Linked DNA regions of Homo sapiens: all the other regions are linked to region 1. The links are chromatin loops, found by intact Hi-C in ENCODE. Cell type or tissue: heart right ventricle. All regions are shown on one strand. Region 1 overlaps BEAN1 (brain expressed associated with NEDD4 1). Region 2 has its middle 9.4 kb from the start of CDH5. Region 3 has its middle 22 kb from the start of CDH5.

Region 1 (5,000 bases):
CTTGTATACACACAGACATCTACACTGACATACCCCATGTACACACACAGATCTAGACGTGCTCCACATATGTGTGAATATGCGCACATACAGGCCTACCACAAACACAAAACCCACCTGCAAAGGTTTCACGGAACGTGGAGCTCTCCTGGCCTCCCGTCCCTCCTCCCGGCCTGTTTGTTGTGCCTCTGTAGAGAGCGCTTCGGAGAGAGAGGCGAAGTAGGAAGTGGGATTTTCTCTTCCCTCTCCTGGGCCCGTTTGCCCCTACCCTCGCCCAGCAAGCTGCGCCCAAATTCTATTCTGCCTCTGGAAACTGCTGGACCATCCAAGGTCAGCTGCCTGCCCTGACCCCTACCCCAGGGCCAGCTTGTCCTCCTGGGAGGCGGGACAGGCCCCAGTGAGGTTCCGTTGTGCGCTGTGCCTATCTCTCGATTCCAGGGCAGATGAGCCACAACATCACCACCCTGCCACTTACAAGGTGGGGGACCTGGGTCTGGGGTCTCAGGCGCAAACTGGAGGCCCTCACAGCCCACTAGGCCCCCTCCCAACCCCAGTACCCTCAGTCCCTCAGTCAGGTGGTGCTAGTAGAGCTATCTCTGACGCTGCAGGCCCCAGGTAGATGGGCAGGGCCCTCCGTGGGTGTGCAGCGGCGGTTCCCTCATCAGTCCAGCCACTGCCCAGGACTAAGGGTCTTCAAGGAAGATGAGGCCATTGCCCTTCTCCAGGTGGCTTCACCACAGTGCTGCCTGGGCACCTCTCTGAGGCAGAGAAGTGGCCCCTCCCTCAGTCCCTGCCTGGCCGACCACTGTGGCCTGCACGCGAATGGGTCAGAGCCAGACCCCGGAGCTGGTGCTGTCCTTCTAGGTGGCTGCTCATAGCTGGGGATGGTGAGTGGCTGTGTTCTGGCCTTGCCCACGTGGGTGTTTGCAGAGACAAAATGAAGGGGATATGCTCCCCATAAATACCACCTTGCCACCACAAGAGGACCAGAAGGCTACTCAGCCTTGCTGCCACAGAAGGGGATTTGTAGGGTCAGCCTGGCTGCAGAAAGGCTGGCTCAGATCTTGACCAAGAAACCCCAGCGATTTCCATCAAAGACCACGCAGGTAACAGAGGTGATTCCTGAAGACCCAGCCCACAGAGGGTGGCAGCCAAGCATCTCTGAGCAGTGTCCCTGCTAGCATCGCCAGCGGCCATCACTCTGCCTCCCTCCCACCTCTTGTCCCTCGTCGTTAAAAAACAGCACCCTATCCTGCTTCCCCACATTTCTGTTCCTCCAATGAAGGGCTAAGACTATTTAGTAATCTCTTTCTTAAGCAGAGGAGTGGCAAGGATGGCAATCTTGAATTTTATTTTCTGTAGAGATAGCATTTCTTCTGGTGCGGAGCTGAAAGGAATCCACCCAGAAGTTCTGTAGCATCCTGCGTGCAGCCTCCTGGAGCCCCAGACTCCATCTGGGGGAGGGACTTGTTTACAAGCAGTTCTGACCACCTTAGTGGTGTACTGTTTTCTAGGCAAAAAATATCTGTCTGTTGTACTGTATAGCCTTTAAAATGCAGTCCAGGAATGAGACTCTTTTAAGAAACACATCCTGCTTCTGCAATTCCAGAGAGTGCTGGGGGAAAAAAAGGGATAAAAATTCCTACCTACTCATCAGTGTTTGAAAGATGGAGCTGAATAGCTTTTCTTGTTCCTGGACTAGGCAATGAATAAGCAACAATGTATCTTTTCTGTGTTCAAAATAAATACATAATATCAATAAAATGTAGCAAGAAGTAACACTTTCAGAGAGTGCATAAGGTTCCTTTTTTTCTTTTCTTTTTTTCTTCAGACAGGGTCTCACTCAGTCGCCTACGCTGGAGTGCAATGGTATGAACATAGCTCACTGTAGCCTTGAACTCCTGGGCTCAAGTGATCCTCCCACCTCAGCCTCCTAAGCAGCTGGGACTACAGGCATGCACCACCATACCCAGCTAATTTTTGATTTTGAATTTTTGTAAACACAGGGTCTCACTATGTTGCCCAGGCTAGTTGAAACTCCTGGTCTCAAGCGATCCTCTCACCTCAGCCTCCCGAGTAGGGTTTATACCTTCTGAAACTTGTAAGAAAAGGAAACACTAAATAGCAACAAAATGAAAATACACCTCCGGCTAGCAATCTCTACCCATTCATTACCTCTCAAGATTAAGCACCATTGAAGCCTTGTCATTTTCCTGTTGATGTGGATATTTGGATAGTCAGTGCCTTACAGGAGTTGCTTTTTTTTTTTTAACCTCACTGAAACTTGGCATCATTTCTCTGAGACATGGCTGGTGTAACGTCATGAGGATGGGCCATCAACTTCAGGACCTGACTCTAGGAACTTCAGAGACTACACGTTTTACTCTAACAGGAGTTGGCTTGTAGCACCCTGATGGCTTGTACCACCAGGAAAGAGAGGAAAGTGGCAATGAAACTGAAATGAGCTGTTGTCTCACCCTCTGCAGGAATTCCCCTCTTCCTTTCCATGCCCTCCACAACACCATGGCTTGGGCTATTGATCTCTTAGCGGACAGAGCCTGGGCCCCTTCCTCTGTCACATTTCCCTCCCACCAGAACTCCAATAGAGCCCACTAACATAGTCCTAGATGCCCCCAAGTGCCTTGAAAGTGGGGTGCAATCCAAAATTCGAATAGTCCATTAATATAGTCTTAGACCCCAAGTGCCTTGAAAGTGGGGTGCAATCCTGAAGGAGGGTGCAGCGGGGGGAAAGACCACGAGATAGGCTCATCCTTCTGGTTCTCCAGCCCACGTCCCTGCTGGACAGGCCAAGGCTGGCTCTGCTGCGCCTATCACCCCCACCCTGAGCCCACACTGCCACCTGCCGGCTCGCTGCTGCCACTGCTCAAAGTGAACAAGTCAGGCCCTGAAGAATGAGGAAGCCCCTCCTCTCACCTTGAAACACAATACCCACCAGCACTCATAATTGCAGACAAAACCCGTCATTTTAACCCTGGGCTTTTCTTCCACCCTTGAGATGTTCTATGAGGTTGAACCCATTCAAGTATTCCATTTTTGGGGCTCACCCCCGCCCCGCCAGCATCACTCTCTGGACAAAGCCTGACACTTATGTCCCCCTCTCTGTAAGCAAAATAATCATTTTGCATGCCCTCTGTTCTGAACATCACTAGGCATGGCTCTGGTGCCACCTCAGTGCTCTGGGGCTCCACCTCCTGGGAATGAATGCAGAAACTTCCACAGTGATGGTGTCCAGCCATGTGCTGCCCCCAACCGAAACCACCCCACACCGACACCCAGCTCCCACCACAAAGACTTAGGATCCCACAGGCCTTTGGGACTGTCACGCTCTTGGCTTTTCCTGCTCCTCCATCCACGACATGCCCTATGCTGTGGTGTGTCACATATGGCACCACATTCAAGGTCCTTTGCACATTCCTAAGGAGATGCCGCCTGTCTGTGCCAGGGGCCAAGGAGAACACCCCAGGTACCTGGGCTCATCAGAGGCCCAAGGAGATGGAAGGTGAAGCTGCATCACAGGACGATGGAGACAGGGGCCCCAGGGCCAGACCCTGGGATGAGGATGTGGGTGAGAGTTTGGTTAGGGAAGTGTTCCCAGGAGTACCAGATGGAGTGAGGCAGGAAACAAGAAAGGCAAGGAAGCCAGTGAGGGGGTCACCAAGCAGGTCACCACTGCAGGCCACTGAGCGCAGTCCCACTGGTGACTCTGAGACACAGAGTAGAACGCACCTCAAAGTGACGCCCGCCCTCAGGTGGGAGAGACGGGTTGTTTGTACCCTGATGCTCAGCAGACATTTTTGGAGGCTGCCCTTTGGAGAATGTTCATTCCTGCCCCTTGTGGAGGCCAAATGGGCTCCTCTGGCCAGAAAAAAGTCTTCAGGGGAGTCACCGTGCTGGCGATGACGCCATCGTGATAGTCCACAAGAGCCATCATTGGGTCCCCGTGTATGGGTGTGGTGAGGTCCCAGGTCTCTGCAAAGGGCTCCAGCAGCTGCTGCCACACACAAGCAACAGGCATCGCCCAGAAGAGGGCGGAAGGAGGGTTGATACAGAGTAAGGCTGTTCACAGCCACCACGAGGAACATCCATTGTCACACTGGCCAAGCCCACATGCACATACACACACTGGGGCCCCTCCCAAGTTCCTAGAGATACCCCTGGCACACACTCACATGTAGCATCCCTCAGCTCCACCTCCTGTGGTTTCGTGGACATTTGCTCAGACAGCTTTGGTGCACACACACTAGTGCCCTTCTCACTTAGAGCTTGTGCACGTACACACTTGGTGTTGCATACTCCAGTGCCACTGACACTCCCACTCAGCTGTTCCTATCCATGCCCACCTGCATGTCCAGGCTCTTGGCATGAGCGGTGGAGAGACAGTAAGCTTCATCGTCTGAGGAAGTGAATCTTCTGTCCTGGTCTCTGCTTTGCTTCACCCCACATTGCACGTCCTCGGGGCCAGAGGAACTCTCTGGAGCCCAGGACTGGTTGCCTAGATCAGGCCGGGTATCTCTGGGCTTGGGGGCTGGGCAGATCTTTACCCCCAGGGTGGCAGCCCAGTTGTGCCAGCCCAACATGTCTCCAAGAAATCCAAGGTTGCAGGTCCTCAGGCCCTGCCGTCCCCACCTCAGCCATGCCACCACTGACCATCTCACCAGCATGACTCCTGGGGGCCTGGGGCTGCCTGTCTCTCTTCCACTGCCAGTGGCTGCCTGGTCCACAGCCCACCCCAAGGCTGGCACCATCTGAACTGTGTGGTGGAGTAGAAGAGCATCCCTTGAAAAGGACCCTCCACTCCCTGCCACTCTGAGCCTCATTATCCAACTGCAAGAGTCAGAAACCCAACTTGAATCTTCATGAGCAAGGAAGAATACTTACTGAATTGTCCAAGTCAGGCATGGCTGGATCCAGAAAGTCCGGGAATATGGGCAGGTATGTCATCTCTCTCTGGATTCTGCTGTCCACCACAGTGCCTTCAT
Region 2 (5,000 bases), 130 kb before region 1:
AGGTCATCTGCCTCTAAATCTACGAGACTTCCCCAAATTGCGTAGCTGTTGAGTTTTTTCTCCCAGAGTAAATTCACTGAGTTTCTGAATCCACATCATAAAATGAATTACCGTAAAGCAAGACACGTTTTCCCGCAGAAACAATGTTAAGATATTCAGCCAGGCTTCCTGACCAATGGCTAGGCGTCCAGTACATCATAAATACGACCAACCCAATGTCATAAATATAAATGTGCAAAAACTATAAATGTCTTAATAATCAGCTGAAAATGTAAACCCTAAATGGTCATGTAAAATTTGTCACAAGTCCTAGAACTCAGAAATATAGTGAGCATATTTGTCATAGAAGAAACCCCAAAGTATTATAAATAAAGCATACATTCCATGTGGAAAAAATATAGTCCTCCCTTATCATAAACTTGACTTTAAAGAAATAAATTGCTAGAGCAGAATTATAGAATTGCAGAGGGAAGAGGGACCTTAAATATTATTTCTTTCTAGACCCTATCTGTTGCTGAGATCCTTACCACAACAGCACTGCCAGTGTTTTCCAGCCTACACTTGAACATCCCCTAAGGATGGGGAGCTCACTACCTCCATGGCTTCCTATTCTACTTTTTTTTCTTTTTCTTTTTCTTTTTTTTTTTTTTTTTTTTCTGAGACAGAGTCTCGCTCAGTCACCCAGGCTGGAGTGCAGTGGTGCGATCTCAGCTCACTGCAACCTCCATCTCCCAGGTTCAAGCAAATCTCCTGCCTCTGCCTCCCGAGTGGCTGGGATTACAGGTGCCTGCCACCACACCTGGTTCATTTTTGTATTTTTAGTAGAGATAGGGTTTCACCATTTTGGCCAGGCTGGTCTCGGACTGCTGACCTCAGGTGATCCGCCCACCTCGGCCTCCCAAAGTGCTGGGATGACAGGCGTAAGCCACCGCGCCCAACCCTGTTCTATTTTAGGTTAAACTTTCCCATAGTTGTTTCCTGTACATTCTCTGCTTGCCCTGAAAGGAATGAACATGGTACCAGCAGGCCCTGAGGGAGGTTCTGAGTTATTTAACCTCTAGGAGCCTCAATTTTCCCATCTGTCAAATAGGGATCAATAATAATACCTATTTCATGCATTGTTGTGAAGGTCAAATAAGGTCGTCCATGTCAGCTATCATTATTTTATTAATACTATTATTATCCCAACCATTGACCAAGTGGTCCTCAGTTTCTCTCATATTTGTCTCCCATCTTTGGGCAGCTGCTTTTGACTTTTTTTTTCCAATCCCAAATACAGGGCCCTCAACTCATCCTTGTAATGTTTCCTATTGATATTTTGAATCATTTCCTCACCCTGACAAGACCTCTGGATCCTGACCCTGTTGTCCAGCCCATCCTCCATCCCATCAGGGTTTAAAGAGCCCATTGATTGGATCAGTAGACAATCGTCTTCATCTAAGTTGATGATAAAGAATGCTGGTCCAGACCAGGCACAATGGCTTACACCTGTAATCTCAACACTAGGAAGCTGGGGTGGGAGAATCAGCTGAGGTCAGGAGTTTGAGACTAGCCTGGGCAACATAGAGAGACCCTGTCTCTACAAAAAATTTAAGAGTTAGCTGAGCATGGTGGTGCACACCTCTCGTACCAGCTACTCAGGAGGCTGAAGTGGGACAACAGCTTGATCCTGAGAGGTCAAGGCTGCCATAAGCCCAGGAGGTTGAGGCTGCAGTGAGCCATGATCACACCGCTGCACTCCAGCCTGGGTGACATTGCAAGACTGTCTCAATAATTAATTCATTCATTAATTTTTTAAAAGAATGCTAGTCTAGATGGGCCTGGAATAGAATCTTGTGGCATACCACTGGAGACCTCCCTTGGGGCCAATGTGTCCCAAACTGTATTCCTTGGAAATTTTTGCCTCCCATGAGATGTGAGTATGTGTTTGGGAATAAAAGAGGCTGCAATCAGATGAGATTGATACACAACAGATGCTAAAACAGCGTTTACATGAAGAAGCAAAGACACGACATCTAATGGTAAGCTTCCAGGCTAGAGGCTTTACCTTCCAATAGTACAAGCCCTTAAATCTCTTTTGTCCACTGAGATTTATTTTTACAAAAGAATTCCACCCTGTGAGTGCCCTGAGCGTAGTCAGTCACTCCCTCCTTTCTCAGACAGCTTTACTTCTCTCCGTGCCCTGCCATGGTGAGAACCCCAAGCACATCAGTCCTGAGACATCCTCTGGCGCCTCTTGTCTGGCCCCACAAGAGCCAGCAGGGTGGGGAGCAGCCATTGGATTTGAGTCATACCTATGGGCTCCTATTTAGACCCTGGGCACAGGCTCCAAGAAGCTGTCCCCCTCCCCCACAGCCACCTCAGTTCCCCCAGTTGGAGGCAAGACCCTCTCCTCGCCCCATCAGCCTCCACAGGAGCTTCTGCCCATGGCCAAGAACAGACCAGCTTGGATCACGAAGGACTGAGCACCTGGAATATTCTGTGCTTCTCCCCTGATGTCTGAAGGCGAGTGCAGCCTCGGGCCTGGCCCACAGTGGCTGATGGTGGAATGAGTCAGTGCCCAAGCAAAGGTGAGCCAGCCCCTGCAGGAAGGTCAAGCTCTCCTGCCCAGGTGAATCCCCCTCATCCCGGATCCCTCTGTGCCTCCCCCTGCCTGGGGACCACACCTCATGCTTCTCCTGGGGTTCATGAGTGAACTCCCAATAGCTCTTAAACACGAAACCCATCTTCATTCCACTGTCCTTCTGAAAGGACACCTTTTGGGAAAATGAACCCAAGTGTCCCAAAAGCATCTGCCTGAGCAACTATGAATGATGGCCTTTCCTCTTCCCACGTGTGTCCTCCAGGAGCCCCGTCTTGCCAAGTCCAGAAGAGGCTCATCTGTTCTCATCGCTAGCCACTAGATGGCGACATCAGGAATTGTTTAATTTTCCAAAGAAAGTTGCTTGGGAAACCACACAGTTCTAAATAAAGCAAAAAGCAATGAATGGGAGGAAGGAGGGGAAGTGGAAAGGCAGGGATTTAGAATTCCCCATCCCTTTACATGGCTATATAACTTGGGCACGCCCTTTAATCTCCCAGAACCTATGCACCTGCAAAATGGAGCTAAGAGAGGTAGCTACCTCCTAAGGTAATGCTGGAAGACCTGGGAGCATATTAACCTCCTGGGGAGCTTTACAAAATAGTGAAGTCAGCCAGGTACAGTGGCTCACGCCTGTAATCCCAGCACTTTGGGAGGCCAAGGTGGGTGGGATCACTTGAGGTCAGGAGTTCGAGACCAGCCTGGCCAGCATAGTGAGACCCCCGTCTCTACTAAAAATACAAAAAATTAGCAGGGTGTGGTGGTGCACACCTGTAAGCCCAGCTACTCGGGAGGCTGAGGCAGGAGAATCGCTTGAACCTGGGAGGCAGAGGTTGCAGTGAGCCGAGATCGTGCCACTGCACTCCAGCCTGGGCGACAGAGCAAGACTCTGTCTCAAAAAAAATAAAATAGTGAAGTCCAGCCCCCACCAGGCCAATTAAATCAGAATCTCTACATGTGCCTTCCCCAGATACTACTTGGATGTGGGGAGGGGAGCTGGCCAGGCAGTTCCAGGGCACAGCCTGAAGTGAGGATCTCTGCTCCAGGGCAGCAGTTCTCAAGCTTGGGCATGCATCAGAATCACTGGAATCTCTTAGTAACACAGATTGCTGGGTCCCACCCCCAGATCTTCTGATTCGGCAGGTCTGGGGTGGTACCCCAGGATTTGCTGATGCTGCTGGTTGAGGCCACACTTTGAGAACCACTGTCTTGCAAAGAAAGAGAGACAGTGGGTAAGCTGATGCATATAGAACACTAGGTTGCTTGAGTCCAGGAGTTCAAGACCAGTCTGGGCAACACAGTGAGGCCCCATCTCTACAAAAAAAATTTTTTTAATTATCCGGGCTTGGTGGTACGTGCCTGTAGTCCCAGCTACTCAGGAGGCTGAGGCAGGAGGATCACTTGAGCCCAGGAGGTTGAGGCTGCAGTGACCCATGATTGCACCACTGCACTCCAGCCTGGGCAACAGAGCAAGACCCTATCACCCTCAACAACTGCCCAGCACAAAAAAAAAAAAAAAAAAAAAAAACAACTAGGCTCCATGCCTGACGCAAAGGAAGCTGTGTGGGTTTTTCCTAACAACAACCAATTGTCCAGTTCTCCAACACCACTTGGGTTTCCAACAATTCAAGCCATTTCTGAGCCTAACTACCCAGAGTTAGTGCAGACTTCACAGGTTAATAAAGGCTTAGACACTAGCCACAAGCAGGGTCACCAAGTGAGCCACGCTTCTGCCTGCCCAACTACAACTTCGGGGGTTGCCCGCAGCCCTCCTTCGGATTCGATAATTTGTTAGAATGACTCATAGAACCCAGAGAAGGGCTTTACTTTTGATTACTCATGTATTACAAAGGATACAACTTAGGAACAGCCGAATGGAAGCGCTGCATGGGGCAAGACGCAGGGGTGGAGCCCAGAGCTTCTGTGCCCTCTCTCAGAATGGAAGAGGCATCCAAGTTTACAAAGCACTTGGAGAAATGTTACTCATGTGACCCACTCCGGCTGCCTGTGAGTTCAGAAGAACATGGCAAGGTACGACCTTTTCACAAAGGAGAAAACTGAGACAAAAAGCACTGGTGAGCAGTCAGCGGCAGAGCATGGGATCAGAAAACTGGGGCTTCTGGTTCCAAGCCCACTGCTCTTACCACTGTGCCCCTCTTCCCTGGAGAACCTGACTTGTTAGGACTGTACATAAACCAAGAGTTAACAGGCATGTCTCTGAGCTTTAGCACAGAGGCTGGAAAGATTCCTTCTTTTGGCTGGTCGGAACCTCTCTGTATTCGCTCTTGGTTCTCAGTGGCATGGCAGGTGGGTGAAGCTGGAGGATCCTCGAGGTCTCCACCAGCCTGTGCAGTCAGTCCCATCCAATCGGACTTGAGTTTTTCCTAGTAGCTTCCTTCCCCGGGACCAGCTCAGACGC
Region 3 (5,000 bases), 140 kb before region 1:
AACAACTCAGCTGTGCAGCTGCCAGCAGGGGGCAGCAGGGAGGGTGGTCCCTGACCCTCTGGGCTGCAGTTTCCCTGCAAGGAAGGAAGAAATGGGATTGTCCCTAAGCTCCCGTTGATGCTGCGTGTGTGAACTCTCCTCTGTGGGGCATGTGTCAGGCAAGGCGGACACCAGGAAGCCTCAGCAAGCACCAAAATCTAAAGCCGAGGAGAGGGTGGTGAGCTGGAGCTGCCTTTCCTGGGGGAGCACGGGCTCCTTCGAGGGCTGGAGGGGCCCCCACTTCCCAGAACAGTTGGTCAAGGTCTTCTCCCCATCCTCCTTAACAAATTCCTTTCTGGTGGAAGGAGTGCCCCCCCCCCGCCACCTCCCCGTTCCTCTTCCTGCAGACTGGCATTGCCCACTCCTGTCCCCACCCCAAAGGTTAACATCGCAAAGAGAGGGACATTTTTTACTATAATTCAAGGGGAAGGGGGGCACAATGAGGCCTGTGTCCCACGCTGTCAGGAAGTTCACCTCTGTGGTGTGAGGGTTACGTGGATGGATGTTCAGATATCGTGCCTGGAAACTCCTTCTCCCTCTCCTCCTCTGCCTTCAAAGCTTCCCCACCACCTTCCAGAAGGAGAACAATGGAAAACCCCCAGCAGGGGCTCAATGCAGGAGAGTGGGAACCCAGGAACGGTGGGTGAGGCAGTAAAAAGACTGAGCCATAGGAGGAGGACCAGAAACATCTGCCACCCTCAGAAGTGGACAAAGACCCCACGTCCCGGAACAGAGCCTAGGAGATGCCGAAGGGACCAGAGCGGTCTCCCCCAGTGGTGTGTGTGAATAATCGATGGTTCCCCTAAAACTGGAGCGGAAAAAAACTATGTTCGCCACCTGCGATTTGTGTGCTGGGCCCTCCCCTCCCCCAGTAAGGGGCTAGAGCCTCAGAACACACAAAGCAAAATACACACTGAGCGCTTCCAACACTGCCTCCTGGCTTCTGCCAGGAGTGTCTTCTCTGCCAGAGACCATGAATTCCCCTGACCCTGAGTCTTTTCTCACCCCATTTCCCAGCCCAAGTTCCCCTCGCTTCCTCTCTGACCTTCCCAGACTGTGGGACCACCTTCTCCAGGCCACTTCACTGGCCCCATAAGCCTCCTTTATCTGAATACGTATTGCTTTATAAATATTGATCGATGGCCCACTGTGCAAGGCACTTTCACAATCAAAATCCCATTTCATCTTCATAGCAAGCTTTGGAAGCCGACTGTGGAATTGTGCCCACTTTTCAGATGAGGACTTTGAGGCCCTCAGGTTCAGGTCCCTGGGCAGAGCTGTCCAGCAGTTATTTGTGACTGGAAGAAACTCAAGTCATGTACCCCTGCTCCCCTCCTCCTCTTCCACTTCCTCACGGTCATCATCCCCTCCATCCCCACAGTCTGAGGGAGAGAGCATCCACGCCAGCTGGCTTGATAAGGTGGAAAGAGCACAGACTTTGGAGTTAGATGTGGGTTTGAGTCCTGACTCTGCTACTCACCAGCTTTTTGATCCAGGTAAATCTTCTCATCCCCTCATCTGGCAGGGACTAAGTAGCCTTAACTACAAATTGGAGGTTTTGTCATCCAGACCCCATCAAATAGCCAAAAGGAGATGATGAGGCAGTATGGATGCAGCTCCTCGTACCGGGTCAGTAGAGATGGCATCATTGTCCTCATCACAGCGATGGCGAGTCACAGGTGAGGAAGGTGAGGCCAACAGATGCCAAGCAACTTGCCCGAGATCCCATAGCAGGCAAGCAGCCAAGATGAGCTTCAGATTCAGGTCTCTTGACTCTAGCTTGAAGGCTATCTTTTGTCCTCCCTCTATTTCTACTGAACTTGGTTTCAGCAGGAAGCAGATTGAGCAGCCCAGAGCCAGAGGGCAAGTGACAAGCTGACTTGGCTTTCCTTGAAGAGCATCCATAACCCCACCTTCCTCCAGCTCTGGCAGAGGACAGAGCTCAGCAAAGCCAGTTTCCCAGCCATTCCCCCCAGCCTTGCTAGGCATCAGCCAAGCAAAACATCACCAGGGGATTTAAGAAACACTGTGCATTGGGCATTAAGAGATTGGCCATTGCTGCCTTCTAGTGTCCCTGTAAAAAAGGTCAGTCACTCCAAGGCTTGAAGTTCATGGACCAAAAGAAAAGAATACATTTGGGGGAAAAGAGTTGCCCACACTTTATTTCACACTAAATTAGATTGTGCCACTTTCATTGCTTGACATTCTCCAGTGCTGCCATCTAGTGGTGGATCCGATATAGTAGCCATTAGTCATTATGTAGCCGTTTGAATTTAAATTTAAAGTAATTAAAATTAAATAAACCTGAAATTTCAGTTCTTCAGTCACACTAGCACACTCCAAGTGTTCAGTAGCCACATGCAGGTAGTGGCTACCATATTGACCATTACAGATACAGAACACGTACATCATCACAGAAGCATCTATGGCAGAGGTCCTCAACCCTTGGGCTATGGACGAGGTATGGGTCTGTAGCCTGTTAGGAACCCGGCTGCACAGCAGGAGGTGAGCAGCGGGCAAGTGAGTATTACCACCCGAGCTCCGCCTCCCGTCAGATCAGTGGCAGCATTAGATTCTCGTAGGAGCGCGAACCCTATCGTGAACTGCACATTCGACAGCTCTAGGTTGTGCGCTCCTTATGAGAAACTAATGCCTGATGATCTGAGGTGGAACAGTTTCATCCCGAAAACACCCCTCCACTGTTCATGGGAAAATTGCCTTCCATGAAACCAGTCCCTGGTGCCAAAAAAGTTGGGGACAGTTCCACTGCAGCAGCTTCCCATTATCGGATTTACGATGAAGCATCATACTCCTAGCCATTACCCAGATGATCCAGCCCAAGGCTCAGAGCATGATTTTCCTAAAATCCACAAAGCTAACACATGCTGAAACAGATGTGAACCCATGTCTGGCCCATAAGCATTCGCCATCACTTTCGAGTTCTTCATCACTCCACAGCATGAGGAAAGATCCCTTGTCCTACTCCTCCCAAGCATAGCTCGACCCCTCTTCAGGCCTCTGCCCCGATGGCTTGTCACATGGTAAGTGCTGAGATGCCATTCTGCCCACAACCATACCAAGGTCAAAGGCAGAATAAGGCTCCAAGGTGTGGCCTGCACTCTTCTTTTCCATCCACAGGAGGAGCATTTCCATGGGCCACTAGCTCTTGTCAGCCAAGAGCCCAGAATGGACAGAGAAGGGAGCAGGAGGGATCCTTTTAAAACAACAACAACAAAAAAAAAAAAACATAGCCTGGAAGAAATTTCTTGATGCAACAAACATGTAAACACATGTTTACGCTCAGGGGCACACATCTGGCTGGCACACACTCACACATATAAAAGATAAACACACTCAAGGACACACAGGAGCCAGGTGCGATGGCTCACACCTGTAATCCCAGCACTTGGCAGAAACCAAGGCAGGAGGATCACTTGAGGCCAGGAGTTTGAGACCAGACTGGCCAACATGGTGACACTCTGTCTCTAAAAAGAAAAGAAGAATTTTTTTTAAAAGCAAGGACACACAGGTTCGTTAATACAGACGAACAATGCCCACAACCAAAGCCTTTCACAAAGACAGCCAGGAGTGTCCCCCAACTTAATTAATGAAAAGAGGTTTCTCTGAAGTCGTGGCCTTCCAGTTTTAGCTCTAATAAATCTCCAAGCTCCAAAGACAAGCACCCATGAAGGCTGTTCAGAGGCACACAAGCAGCCTCACAGACTGACTGAAAGCCGGTGAACACATGTGCCAGCAGAATGATGAGGCAACAAGAGACAGGTGCTAAAAGGTGGCCCACAGGGGACAGTCTGGGTGGAGGACAGCAATGATGGCATCCCAGGAAACAAACACATCCCTCTGTCCAGAGCCCTGGACAGACAAAGCAGATACCAGAGCCACCTCCTGGCCGCCCCAGGTGAAACACAAGTCCTCCACAGCACACCCAGTCTCAGTTCAAACCTCCTAGACAACAGCAGTCAAAAAGGTGCTCCACTCCCCCAGCCCCTCCAGAGAGCCCTGATGGGGCTGTGCTGTGGGGCCTGAGTAGAAACCCACAGTGAGGAGAGATAGGTGGGGCAGGGTCCTCCCTCTGATCCTTCCTGACCACTCCTCATGTGGGGGAAGAAAGCCGAAAATACCTAGGTTCTCTGAAAGAATATCCAGTCCCGTGGTTAGACTCTGAGAATACCTGGGACATTCTCAGCACCCAGAAAACACACAGGAGGTAAGGATATTCTATGCAGTCCCCACATCTCAGACTGTCAGAGCTGAAGGGAGGGCATCGCGAAGCTCAGCTGCTCCATTTTGCAGATGTGAAGGCTGAGCCCAGAATGGGCAGTGATCTTCCTCGCAGAGTTGCACAGCCAGTCAGTGTGAAAGCCAGAACTAGAATCCAGTCTCTTGACACCCATCCCAGTGCTCCCTCCCAGCTCTGCTCCTGACCCGGGACAGTCACACCCACCTCCGAGCCTTGGTTGACCCATTTGTAAAATCAGTCTCTTGGCCTTGACAGCCTCTCAGGTTCCTTTCTGCCTCCTCATCATGCCATTCTCTGATACATGAAGTGGGAGAGGGACACAGATTTCCAGAATTTACTCAGTTTGTTCTTTCTGGGGGGCGGATGCAAATGGAGACTGCAGGCAAGGCCCATTGAGATCTCTACACTCATTCATCCAACAAGTACTAATCCACCATCTGCTGGGTACTGGGCTCACAAGGAGGTGGGTACTCCTTGGTCCTGAAGGCAGTGGAGAAAGGCTTCCACTCGTGGAAGGGTGTTGAAAGTGATGTGCCCAGGCTGGGTGCAGTGGCTCACACTTGTAATCCCAGCACTTTGGGAGACCAAGGCAGGTGGGTCACCTGAGGTCAGGAGTTCGAGACCAGCCTGGCCAACATGGTGAAACCCCATCTCTACTAAGAATACAAATATTAGCCAGGCATGATGGCACAGACCTGTAGTC

What was found. Hi-C counts contacts between places; a loop is a spot of excess contacts. Peaks named below come from ENCODE experiments on the same cell type or tissue, not always from the same donor. Only the 100,000 strongest peaks of a DNase experiment are listed, where the experiment ranks them.
Region 2: it touches region 1 in a loop (10-fold over the local background); 49 of 110 quality-filtered maps call a loop at or near these places.
Region 3: it touches region 1 in a loop (11-fold over the local background); 47 of 110 quality-filtered maps call a loop at or near these places.

The regions. Positions count from the first base shown.
Region 1 is chr16:66,481,047-66,486,046 of GRCh38, forward strand. BEAN1 (brain expressed associated with NEDD4 1) reads left to right here. Exons shown (of 5, transcript NM_001178020.3): 5 at 1-1,787. LOC124903698 reads right to left here. Exons shown (of 5, transcript XM_047435016.1): 1 at 118-5,000. The coding sequence starts at 4,103. The coding sequence ends at 3,498. Among named protein-coding and RNA genes, the nearest start is that of BEAN1-AS1, 7.1 kb to the left of the region's middle. RefSeq lists an enhancer at 3,111-4,091 and a silencer at 3,904-3,973. In heart right ventricle, a CTCF peak has its summit at 2,871 (motif pointing left); DNase peaks (open chromatin) are centred at 2,845, 3,355, 4,015 and 4,295.
Region 2 is chr16:66,354,770-66,359,769 of GRCh38, forward strand. No RefSeq gene overlaps it. Among named protein-coding and RNA genes, the nearest start is that of CDH5, 9.4 kb to the right of the region's middle. In heart right ventricle, a CTCF peak has its summit at 2,901 (motif pointing right); a DNase peak (open chromatin) is centred at 2,872; H3K27ac peaks cover 2,083 bases; H3K27me3 peaks cover 184 bases.
Region 3 is chr16:66,342,476-66,347,475 of GRCh38, forward strand. No RefSeq gene overlaps it. Among named protein-coding and RNA genes, the nearest start is that of CDH5, 22 kb to the right of the region's middle. In heart right ventricle, CTCF peaks have their summits at 15 (motif pointing right), 2,262 (motif pointing left) and 2,466; no DNase peak of the experiment used is centred here; H3K27me3 peaks cover 1,749 bases.